Regions from separate parts of the Homo sapiens genome. Here region 2 is linked to region 1. The links are chromatin loops, found by intact Hi-C in ENCODE. Cell type or tissue: right lobe of liver. All regions are shown on one strand. Links, peaks and the distances in the headings refer to the core of each region. The heading gives the core; the rest is flanking DNA. Region 1 overlaps ABCA1 (ATP binding cassette subfamily A member 1). Region 2 overlaps ABCA1 (ATP binding cassette subfamily A member 1).

The links. Peaks named below come from ENCODE experiments on the same cell type or tissue, not always from the same donor. Only the 100,000 strongest peaks of a DNase experiment are listed, where the experiment ranks them.
Region 2: a loop joins it to region 1, with 1.8 times the contacts of the local background. A loop is called at or near these places in 5 of 110 quality-filtered maps.

Annotation. Positions count from the first base shown.
Region 1 is chr9:104,852,077-104,857,454 of GRCh38, forward strand. All of the region lies in intron 7 of ABCA1 (ATP binding cassette subfamily A member 1), which reads right to left. Among named protein-coding and RNA genes, the nearest start is that of ABCA1, 73 kb to the right of the region's middle. In right lobe of liver, for the core only: no CTCF peak of the experiment used is centred there; no DNase peak of the experiment used is centred there; H3K27ac peaks cover 2,375 bases.
Region 2 is chr9:104,804,983-104,810,360 of GRCh38, forward strand. ABCA1 (ATP binding cassette subfamily A member 1) reads right to left here. Exons shown (of 50, transcript NM_005502.4): 30 at 4,484-4,582; 31 at 1,259-1,448. Among named protein-coding and RNA genes, the nearest start is that of NIPSNAP3B, 44 kb to the left of the region's middle. In right lobe of liver, for the core only: a CTCF peak has its summit at 3,205; a DNase peak (open chromatin) is centred at 3,286; H3K27ac peaks cover 519 bases.

The DNA of each region.
Region 1 (5,378 bases), core at 267-5,266:
ATGCATGTTACAATGTGTTCATTGAAACATTTCAAATGTCCTTTAAATATCTTCATAAAGTAGACAAAAATCTCTACTTCACTTTGACCATATGCAAAATCCAACTCAGGCTGGGATTAGTATGTTTTAGTTCAAACTGAAAACAAGTAAACCACAAATCAAAGACTATCACCACCCAGGAGTAATTGCTATCTCTTTCTGGTGATTTCTATGACAGTAAAGATTTCCTCTGGGAAACATTTTAATATTTTTTATTGAAATACGAAATTATAAGACTACATTTCTAAGGAATATTCTAATCTTTTAAAAAATAAATCAACAACCTAAATATTAACTTTCAAATTAGATGTGTTTAACGCATTCAAACGCTTCATTTTTTGCTGTTTCTAAACATAGTTAAATACATCTACTACCACATAATTCAGAGGAAAAAATTAAACCTGTATCTTAGATCTGGCAACAATATTTAATGAAGAAATAGTATAACTAAGGTGAAAATGTCTGTGTAAATGGAGTTGAGCAGTCATATTAACACACTGCTATATCTACCAGCTAGTGCTCTTCTTTTCCCATAAGAATGAGGTGAACATAGAGTCTGAAGAGTAAATCTACACAGTGTGTCATTCCACCCATTACCAACCCATGGGGATTGCGGCTGCTTGCTGGGAGAAAGCAAGTAAACAGGTGGGCAGTCAAATCACACAAAGCCAAACAAAATCTGATACTTTCCAACAATGTCCGGGTTCCAGACAGGAGAACACGAGCAAGTGTTCTCTCCTGCAAAAACCCACACAGACGCTTTAAGGACTGCATGTAACAAGCTGAAGTATCTAGCCCTAAAAAGCCATGAGGCTGAAGGTAACAACAAGCCCCATCTGTATTCTGGGTCCTTGTCTAAGAGTCAAGAAGAAGCTAAATAAAGACCCCTCAAGACAAGGATGACTTTGTTCACTCCTTATCCATCTGCTTCTTCGATCTGTACACAGCTCAGCTGTGACATTACTTGTCTTCTGGGAGCCTCGGGGCACCCTCACTTTCCCTTCTTTCCCTCATGAACCAAGATCCACTTGGTGGGAATGTGCTAGGCACACTGGAAGACACGTGGACAGTGGAACCACTGGTTCCACAAAAACCACTTCTTTTTTTTCCCCACGTTATTGAGATGGAGATAAATCTGCATGCCTGGACTTCCAACCTTAAGGATCAGACACCATTTTCACATCACTGAGGCAATGGTGAGTCAAGGACAGAGCCCAAACCTAGCTCATTCAACCCCACATTCCTCCCACTACAGCCCACAGTGTCTGTGTTGGCAAAGACTGCTGTGAGGGAGCTGGTCGAGAGGTCATCAGTGAAACTGGAACGAGGACAGCTCTCACTCTGTAGACCCAGGACCTACAAAGAATTCCTCAAATTCCCAGACTCAGCCTTCAGCCTGGATCTCAATGCCCATCAGAATGAAAGCTCCAAGTGCATCACAACTGCCTTGTTGGTGGTCGAACTTCAGTGCCTAGAACAGTGCTGGTATAAAGCAGACATACAATAAACACTTGATGGATTTTTTTCGATGAATGTCTCATACCTAGTTCAGAGATGTTCTCCTCCCAAAGTCACCTCTGTTTGGTTTGTACATTAAAAACCCTAATAGGTGATGCTTATTATGCTTTAGAGTCACTTTCCAAATATGGGCAAGAAAAAGCAGAGAGCTGCAGAGGGGTCAACAAAAGCCAAAGGCACTGAGGGAACACTTCAAATATATGATAAACTATTCCTTCCAATCAAGAAAGCTACAGCAGACTGAATATCCCCTGCAAAGATGTCCACACCCTATTCCTGGAGTCTGTGAATATGCACATTTCATAGCAAATGCACTGTGTAGATGTAATTAAAGTTATGAACCTCAAAATAAGGAGATTATCCTGGATTATGTGAATGGGCCCAAACTAAACACCTGAGCCCTTAAAAGTAAAGAACTTTCTCTGACTGGAGACAGATGTGACAGGAGGCGTCAGAGGTTTAAAGTGTGAGAGATACTCAACCCACTTGTGGGAGAGGAGTCACATGAAAAGCATAAGAAGGAATGATGGCAACCTTTAGGAGCAAAAACCAGCCCCTGCTGACAGCCAGCAAGGAAATGGACTTCAGTCCTACAACTGCACGGGACTGAATTCATCTGATATCCTGGATGAGCTCCAAAGCAGATTCATCTTCAGAGCCCCCCCAAAAAAACACAGCCCCACAAACACCTTGATATCAGCCCTGTGAGCCTCTAAGAAGTAGACCTAGGTGAGCTCTACTGTATCCTGGCTTCTGGCCTTATGAAATAATAAATGTATGTGGTTATAAACTGCTAAGTATTTGGTGACTTGTTATAGTAGCAATAAAAAAAAAAAGTACAATCGGAAGCAAATCAATCTCTCGGGCCAAAATTTGCTGGTCCACTACTATGGCTCCTTCCTGCAGTCCAAAACAGATTGGAGGTTTCTGTGAGACAGGAAGGTGGCCCTCTCCTCGCTCTGGGAAAGGTACATGCTGCTTTAGGAAGGACCCAAGAGAAAGTTAAGAAAAGTTCACCTGCCCAGCACACTCTACAGCAAAATACACCTTGCTGAGCAGCAAGACAAAAGAAGCCCCTGCCAGGTGGCCCTGAGCTCCTCCTAGAAGTTGTTAACTCAACAGTACAAATACAATGAGCGCACTCCATAACAAGTCTCCCTCATGACTAAGTGCATTTATCCCACAGATAATATTTCATATATCCACCCACCTTTGTTCTCATCAAAAGGATATCTTTTGAGTTGAGTCCAGCTCCTAGAAAATACCTGACACATAATAAGAACTGAATAAATATTGCTCAATGCATGAGTAAGATTTTTAAGTAAAAAGCAGAGAACACCTAATGGAAACTGCTCTTAACCCCAGGGAACTTTAAAAACACAACAGCGTTCTGACATCCAGTATTAATTTTCACACAAGGTACGGACTGAGACATAAATAAGAATCTTTGGGTGAAAAGTCTTGACAATATCTGAGCAAGAATGCAGTTTTTCACTGAAATACTCACCAGGACCACTTCGCTTGGTATGAGTTCTAACACTGATCTACAGAAGAAAACTTCTATCTTTTTTTTCTTTTTCTGAGACAGAGTCTCACTCTGTCACGCTGGCTGGAATGCAGTGGAGTGATCTCAGCTCACTGCAACTTCCACCTCCTGGGTTCAAGCGATTCTTGTGCCTCAGCCTCTTCAGTAGCTGGGATTACAGGTGTGCGCCACCACGCCTGCCTGGCAAATATGTGTATTTTTAGTAGAGAGGGGATTTCACCACGTTGGCCAGGCTGGTCTTGAACTCCTGGCCTCAAGTGATTCATCCGCCTCGGCCCCCACAATATGCTGGGATTACAACAGATGTGAGCCACTGTGCCTGGCTGAAAACTTCTATCTTGACGCAATTGTTTTCAAGGACATAATTTCTACTACTCATGTCAATTAAATTATCAACTTCTATTTATTGAGCACCTATTGTGTGCCAGGCCCCACACCAGGCTCTTCATATGTGTAACCAATAATCACAACAAAGAGTCAAATATATTATGTGTATGTAGAAGAAGAGAAAACTGAGGCTTACAGGGACTAAATAATTTATCCGACATCAATGCTGGTAAAATATTCAAATGCAATATTCAAACCCAGACCCAGCTGACCCTCCCACACTGCCATACTTTCCCCATGTTGCCAAAACACTGCTTTCCAGAGCACCCAGATTCTGAAGGAGGCCCAGGAGAAACTCACAATACCCTTGGCTGGAAACAGGGAAACACTCACGCACACACAAAAGGAGAAATGTTTCAAAATATGTCTCTCGTGAAATTCCACTTTTGGTACAGAAGCACATATTGAAAGAAGAGTTTCTCTCCCCATCATGTTGGGCTTTGCATCTCCGGTTGCTGCTACTGCTGCACTTCTTGGCACAGTTAACTGCCCATGTGCAATGTCATCACATGTCACATCCATCTACCATCACAAATGTTGAAATTTCAACCAAGCAGCAATAGAAAAAGGCTGCTTAATGCAAATCAAGTATCAGTCCCAGCATTCCAATTAAGGCCCTGCTTAATTCAATAAGTAAGAGTCACATTTCAAAATGTTTGGAAGTCATTTCATCCTAAAGCCTTCCTCAGAAATCATCTTTACACAAAACAATCCTGATCACTCATTCTACTCTAACTCAAGAGCCCCATTTTGAAGAGAGGTCTCTTGGTAACAGCAGAGGGGCAGAAGCAGAACCTGAGTGCTCCACAAACCCGAGATATGCAGAAAGCACCTGGTAGTAGCCACCTTAATCAATACCTGGTCATAAACCAACGCATCCACAAGGCACAACCACAACACAGCAGGATGGGACACAGTGTAGCTGACGGTTCTGAAGGTGCATTTCCCTGCACTCTGTCACGCTGCTAATCCTCCCAGAGAGATACTGTCAGGTTGAAACCTGAGCTGTTAATTATCAGATGATGAGGGCTAAACAGTCATTCTACTATGAGTATAATTCAGGCATTGTGTGAGTGGAGGGATTTTACCGGGTTGTGTACACAATAGGTGTTTAATGAGTAAACAGAAGTGAAATGGAATGAATGGGCACAGCACCGGAACAAATTACAATGTCTTCTAAAAACACCCATCTTTTCCAAAATTTCAATCATTCCAGCTGAAAGGGTGAGCATTTGTCATGCAGTGAAGCAGCCCAAAACAGTCCAAGAAAATGGTTTTGTAACAAAGTTTTGTACCATTCATAATAACCTTTCACCCTCTATGATTCACAGCACAAAAAAGACCAACAGGCTGCAAATGTCTGCACAAGTCAGCTTCTCTAACTTTTTAGGCCAGTTACTTAGGGTTGCAAAGATCCCTGTAGAGAAATATACCTTACTTTAAAATTATAACATGGGACCAGGCACGGTGACTCATGCCTTTAATCCCAACACTTTGGGAGGCCGAGGTGGGCAGATCACTTGAGCTCAGGAGTTCGAGACCAGCTGGGCAACATAGTGAAACCCTATGTCTACTAAAAATACAAAAAATAGCTGGGCGTGGTGGCAGGTGCCTGTAGTCCCAGGTACTCGGAGGCTGAGGCATGAGAATCACTTAAGCCTGAGAGGCGGAGGTTGCAGTGAGTCGAGATCGCGCCACTGCACTCCAGCCTGGGCAACAGAGTGAGACAGATCTCAGCTCACTGCAGCCTCCACCTCCTAGGCTCAAGCGATCCTCCTGCCTCAGCCTCCCGAGTAGCTGGAATTACAGGTGCCCACCATCACGCCCGGCTATTTTTTGTATTTTTGTAGAGACAGGGTTTCACCATGTTGGCCAGGCTGGTCTCAAA
Region 2 (5,378 bases), core at 179-5,178, 47 kb before region 1:
GTCAAGAGATTTTTAGGAAGCACCATCATTCACTATGCCTAATAAATCTTCTGTTCACTGGAGTTATACTGATGACTAGATTAGCTGTTATTTTATTCATTTTATTTTTTGATATGGAGTTTTGCTGTGTTGCTCAGGCTGGAGTACAGTGGCGCAATTTTGGCTCCCTGCGACCTCCACCTCCCAGGTTCAAGCAATTCTCCTGCTTCAGCCTCCCAAGTAACTGGGATTACAGGCATGTGCCACCATGCCTGGCTAATTTTTGAATTTTTAGTAGAGACAGGGTTTCGCCACATTGGCCAAGCTGGTTTCGAACTCCTGACCTTAGGTGATCAGTCCACCTCGGCATCCCAAAATACTGAGATTACAGGTGTGAGCCACCCCGCACCTGGACTAGCTATTATTTTCAAGAGTGGTAACCAAGCCTTCTTTTAGTTCCTGTACTCATTTAGAATTGCTTGTCCTCATCCTGCAATTTGGTTGCTGATAAAAGCAGCAGAGAGCTATCATAAGCACTCCTCTTCCTGAAATTCTCAAGAAAAAAAAAATGGCTCAGGACTCCTTCCCAAACAGAGTCTCTAAGAATACCAGAGTTGACAAGATCCACAGGAGTTTTCTGGTCCAGCCTCCCTAATTCAGAGGTGAAGAAACAGGCCCAGGCCTGTCAAAGGCTACCAGCTCATTTGTTGCAGAGCCAAGATTGGAAGCCAGGCCTGCCACAGTCTGTCCTGTGACTTTACTGCTGTGGGACAGGCATGGGCACAGTGTGGTCCAAACCTTCTCCCCTCAAAACTCACATGCTTTTTCTTATGACAAGAAGCGAGTTAAAGACTGAAACAGGGCTGGGCGTAGTGGCTCACGCCTGTAATCCCAGCACTTTGGGAGGCCGAGGCGGGTGGATCACCTGAGGTCAGGAATTCCAGACCAGCCTAGCCAACACGGCGAAACCCTATCTCTACTAAAAACACAAAAATTAGCCAGACATGGTGGTGCGTGCCTGTAATCCCAGCTACTCAGGAGGCTGAGGCAGGAGAATCGCTTGAACCTGGGAGGTGGAGGTTGCAGTGAGGCAAGATCATGCCACAGCACTCCAGCCTGGGCGACAGAGCAAGACTCCGCCTCAGAAAAAAAAACAAAAAACAAAAAAGACTGAAACAGACCCTCCCAACATGATATCTCACTCATTCCTGCTTCCAAGCGGAAGCTACCAGCCCATCCTGCACCCCTTCTGCCCAATCACCCCCTGAAAGTGACTCACTTGTGGAGGAGGCAGCCCCCCTGCCCCTGGGGGACACACAGGCAGCATCTTCTTGATTTTGTCGCTGCTACACTGGCATGCAGGTGAAGGGTTCTGCATTGTCCAGTTCCCATTCTGGAAGAGGTCCATGATGGTCTGGGGAACTGGGGCAGTGGTCCACTCTTCCTCCCCTGCCTGGCAGGGCGTGTCTCTGCAAAGGGAAGACAGCAAGAGTAGGATTACCAGAGATGGCCTGGCCTTTCTGTTGCCTCAGGAGCACAGGATCATTCCGTAACAACCACAAACATGCATCTATTCCCTCACCATTTGGAAAAGACAAGCATGATCTCATTTGATTGCTTGATCCCACAACAGCCTTGTACACTGTGACATCATTTATATCATCATTATGTATCATTTTATACATAAGTAAAATAGAATGCAAAGAGGCCCTAAATATTTACATACTGAACTCAGTTCAATCCAATCAACCAACCATTTGCTCACACAACAAACATTCGTTGAGCATCTACTACGTGCCAGATGCTGTCCAGTATATTCGAGGGCCTAAGGTGAAAATACCTGCCTTCATGGAGGTGTATGCCCATGGAGGAGACGAACAACAAATACACTAATAAGATAACCTTAGATGGCCCAAAATAAAGCAAAATAAAAAGACAGTGACTGGGGAGAATGAACCTACTAAGAGAAGACATTTCAGCCAAAACATAACAATGATGGAGAACAAGCTGGGCAAAAGCTTGGCAAAAAGAACATTCTGAGCAAAAGCGATGGCAAGTGCAGGTACAAAGGCCCTAGGAAGAAATGCATTTCTATTTTTTAGGAATAATAGGAAGACAGCATGGCTGGAGTAGGATAAGCTACGAAGAAGAGTAATGATAAAGGAGGAGGAGAGGAGCCAGATGAGAGAGGCCTGGGAAAGAGTCTGGATCTTATGCTCGATGTGCTGAAAAATGAGTAGAGACTGGCAAGATCCAATTTATGTTCTCAAATGAGTAGAGAATTGGGGGATGACTGGGGTGAGAATGCTCGTCACATAAAGAGCTACGCTGTCTACAAATTTTCCCTGGAGATAAGACACAAAGCCTTCAACCTCATCTCCAGCTCTGAATTACTGTGGGACATCAGCAGGTCCCCTGCTCTTTTGGGGGCTTATTTTTTCCACTGGCAAAATAAAAGTTTAAAATGATTTGATTCAACAAGTCATTTCCAGTTCCCTTCCAGTTTCAGAATTCCACAATTTAAAGTAAAGTTACAGCAATTATTTCCTTATTATTAAATATTAAATATAATTGCCAGGCACGATGGCTCATGCCTGTAATCCCAGAACTTTGGGAGGCGAAGGCGGGTGGATCACTAAGTCAGGAGTTCAAGACCATCCTGTCCAACATGGTGAAACTCCATCTCTACTAAAATTAGAAAAATTAGCCAGTGTGGTGGCACATGCTTGTAATCCCAGCTACTCAGGAGGCTGAGGTAGGAGAATCACTTGAACCTGGGAGGCAGAGGTGGCAGTGAGCCAAGATTGAGCCACTGCACTCCAGCCTGGGCAACAGAGCGAGACTCCATCTCAAAAAAAAATAAATAAATAAAATATATATATATACACACACACACACACACACACACACACACATATATATATTATAAATATATATTTTTAACTATTTCTTATTGTTTTCTTATGTATTAAAAATTCAAATGAAGTTTTCCAGATTGATCTCTAATTGTCTCCTTAAAGCACCTGAACTGACCAGAAAAGTCACACTAAGACGCGCTGCCCTCCTGAAGCTTACACTCTGAACATTCAAAAGGGGATTGGCTGAGACAAATTTAAATACAGCTGAGACATGCTCCTGTCAAATTTCCTTCAGGTCCACCATTTTTTTGCAAAACCTAAAAATTTGAATTTCAGTAAGAATTGTAAGGATAAAGGCTCTTCCTTCCAACCACCTCCGGCAGACTGTAGGTGGGGCTCAGACATCATGTTTGAACCCTCTGATGTCAGGGCCGGGCCTCTTTTGTCTCTATGGGCTGGCTCTCAGCCCAGTTCTGGCTCCTACAGAGCCTTCCTAAGCTAGCATCAATCCATGAGTTCATATGGTTCAGCTGGCCAGTGATGAATCCAGATAACTATATTATCATCTCATCTCATGCTTCTATCTTCCCTACACAACCTTCATGTGGAAAATCAAAGGCACCATGAAATCCAGATAGGCCGTGTCTGTGTCCTTCTCTATCCTTGTCATCTGGTTATTTGGGAACCAATATTAGCTGCTAGGATTTACCACCCATTATGTACTAAGTACTAACAAGTATTTAGTAACTATCCAATACTAATTAAGAACAAACAAGCACACAGTAGCTATCCATTTAGAAATCTGCTCTAGAACCTTGTATAAACAGGTTATCATGCTCACTGTTCTGTGGTGTGCAGAGTCACCTATCTTCCCATTGAAACTTGAAAGTCAAGTTTGCCCCCTCTCCAATTCTCCAGCACCTTCCCACCTTGCCATAATTTTTCAGAGATCACTGTTGTTTCATGACCTCAGCTGAGATTCTGCCTAAACCTGGAAACACTAACCCACCTCTACCAGCCTTGAGCACGGCCTCATAAGATCCTCACCTCTCCACCATCTTCACTCACAGTGATCTGGTGACCTCCCTTCCCCTACACTCACTTAAGGGTCATATGGATGCTTCACTGAATTTATTTATCCACTGCTTACTTTTTAAAAGGGGGTTTTGAAGGAAAGTACAATAAAAATATACAATTTGAGAAGAAGAAAGTGTCCCTTTTTATAAAAATTCATATGCCATCTTTTCAGATTATAAAAGCGAAGAAGCTGATAAGCAAAACCTAAAAATCATATATAATGAGAGCCTATTGAAGCACTTAAGTACAGGGGCTGGGAGAGAAAGAAAGGAAAAGCATTTCATCAGTAAGTGTAAAGTGCTATTTAAATTAAATATTAAGGTTCTAAATCAGTAAACAAATGTCTGTAATGACGTGCTTTGCACGGTGTTAGAAGACTCTCCAAACGTTTGTTCCTAGATAATTTAGTTCGGTTACTACCTTCGCTTTTTGTAAATAAAACATAATAATAATTCAAAGGGCAAATGCTGGCGGTCACAATGTGGCATGCAGTTGATAAATGCAGCATATTAGAAATCAAACCAGGCAACAAGCACAAGAAGCCTGCTTATGGCTAAAGTGGCACTCACGGGATTGGGTTTCCTTCCATACAGCGGGTCCCGAAGCCAGGGTCTTTGGTGAGGGCGTTTAAGAGTTCCAGGGTTCCCGTGTCCTCAGGAGCATCATTGCTGTGGGTACATGAGAGGCAGCCAGCTTAGTAATTCATTAAAACCAGTAATCGAGAGATAAAAATGTTTTTATAAATTAAACATTTTAGGAAGCATTTCTCTGTGACAGGCTCTTAAAACAGAAATGAACAAAACACAGAAACCACCCAGAAGGATCTCAGACTCTGGCCCTGTATTCGGCATCAGGGTGACGTAGAGCACTCCAAAGTGGAGCTTGTTTTAAATGGGCTGTATGTATAAAGGTGTGTATGTGTACACACATGTACATACACATATACATTTATATATTTTTTTTAATTTGAAGAAAATCAACTCATTAAGTATTTCAAAAGTGCTTTCACAATTATCCCTTTGGCACAGACAAGCAGGATTTTCCAAGAAAGGGCAAGAAAACTTTGTACTCTTTGCATGCACAACTAGAAAGCACAAAAATAACAGGCACAGGTCACAAACACATGCTATGTTCCACAACTACGGGCAATACAGGGTCAGCAGCCGGAAAGGAAAAAATAAAGTAAACCTGAACTATGTAAGAAGAAAATGTGGGCTTAGAGAAAAAGAGGCCAATTCACATTACATATATATATATATATATATATATATACTTTTTTTTTTTTAAATGCTTCCCTTTTGTATCACTGACACAGTTCCCCCATCTACAGGTCTACAAATCTTTCAGGACTGAAGAAAGCTCCTGCTAACAAGACCCAGAAAAATCCTTTGTCCTTTTCTTTGATTTAATGTATTGTTACAGAGTGGGGGATATTTTTATCTAAAGAACAAACACTACCTAACA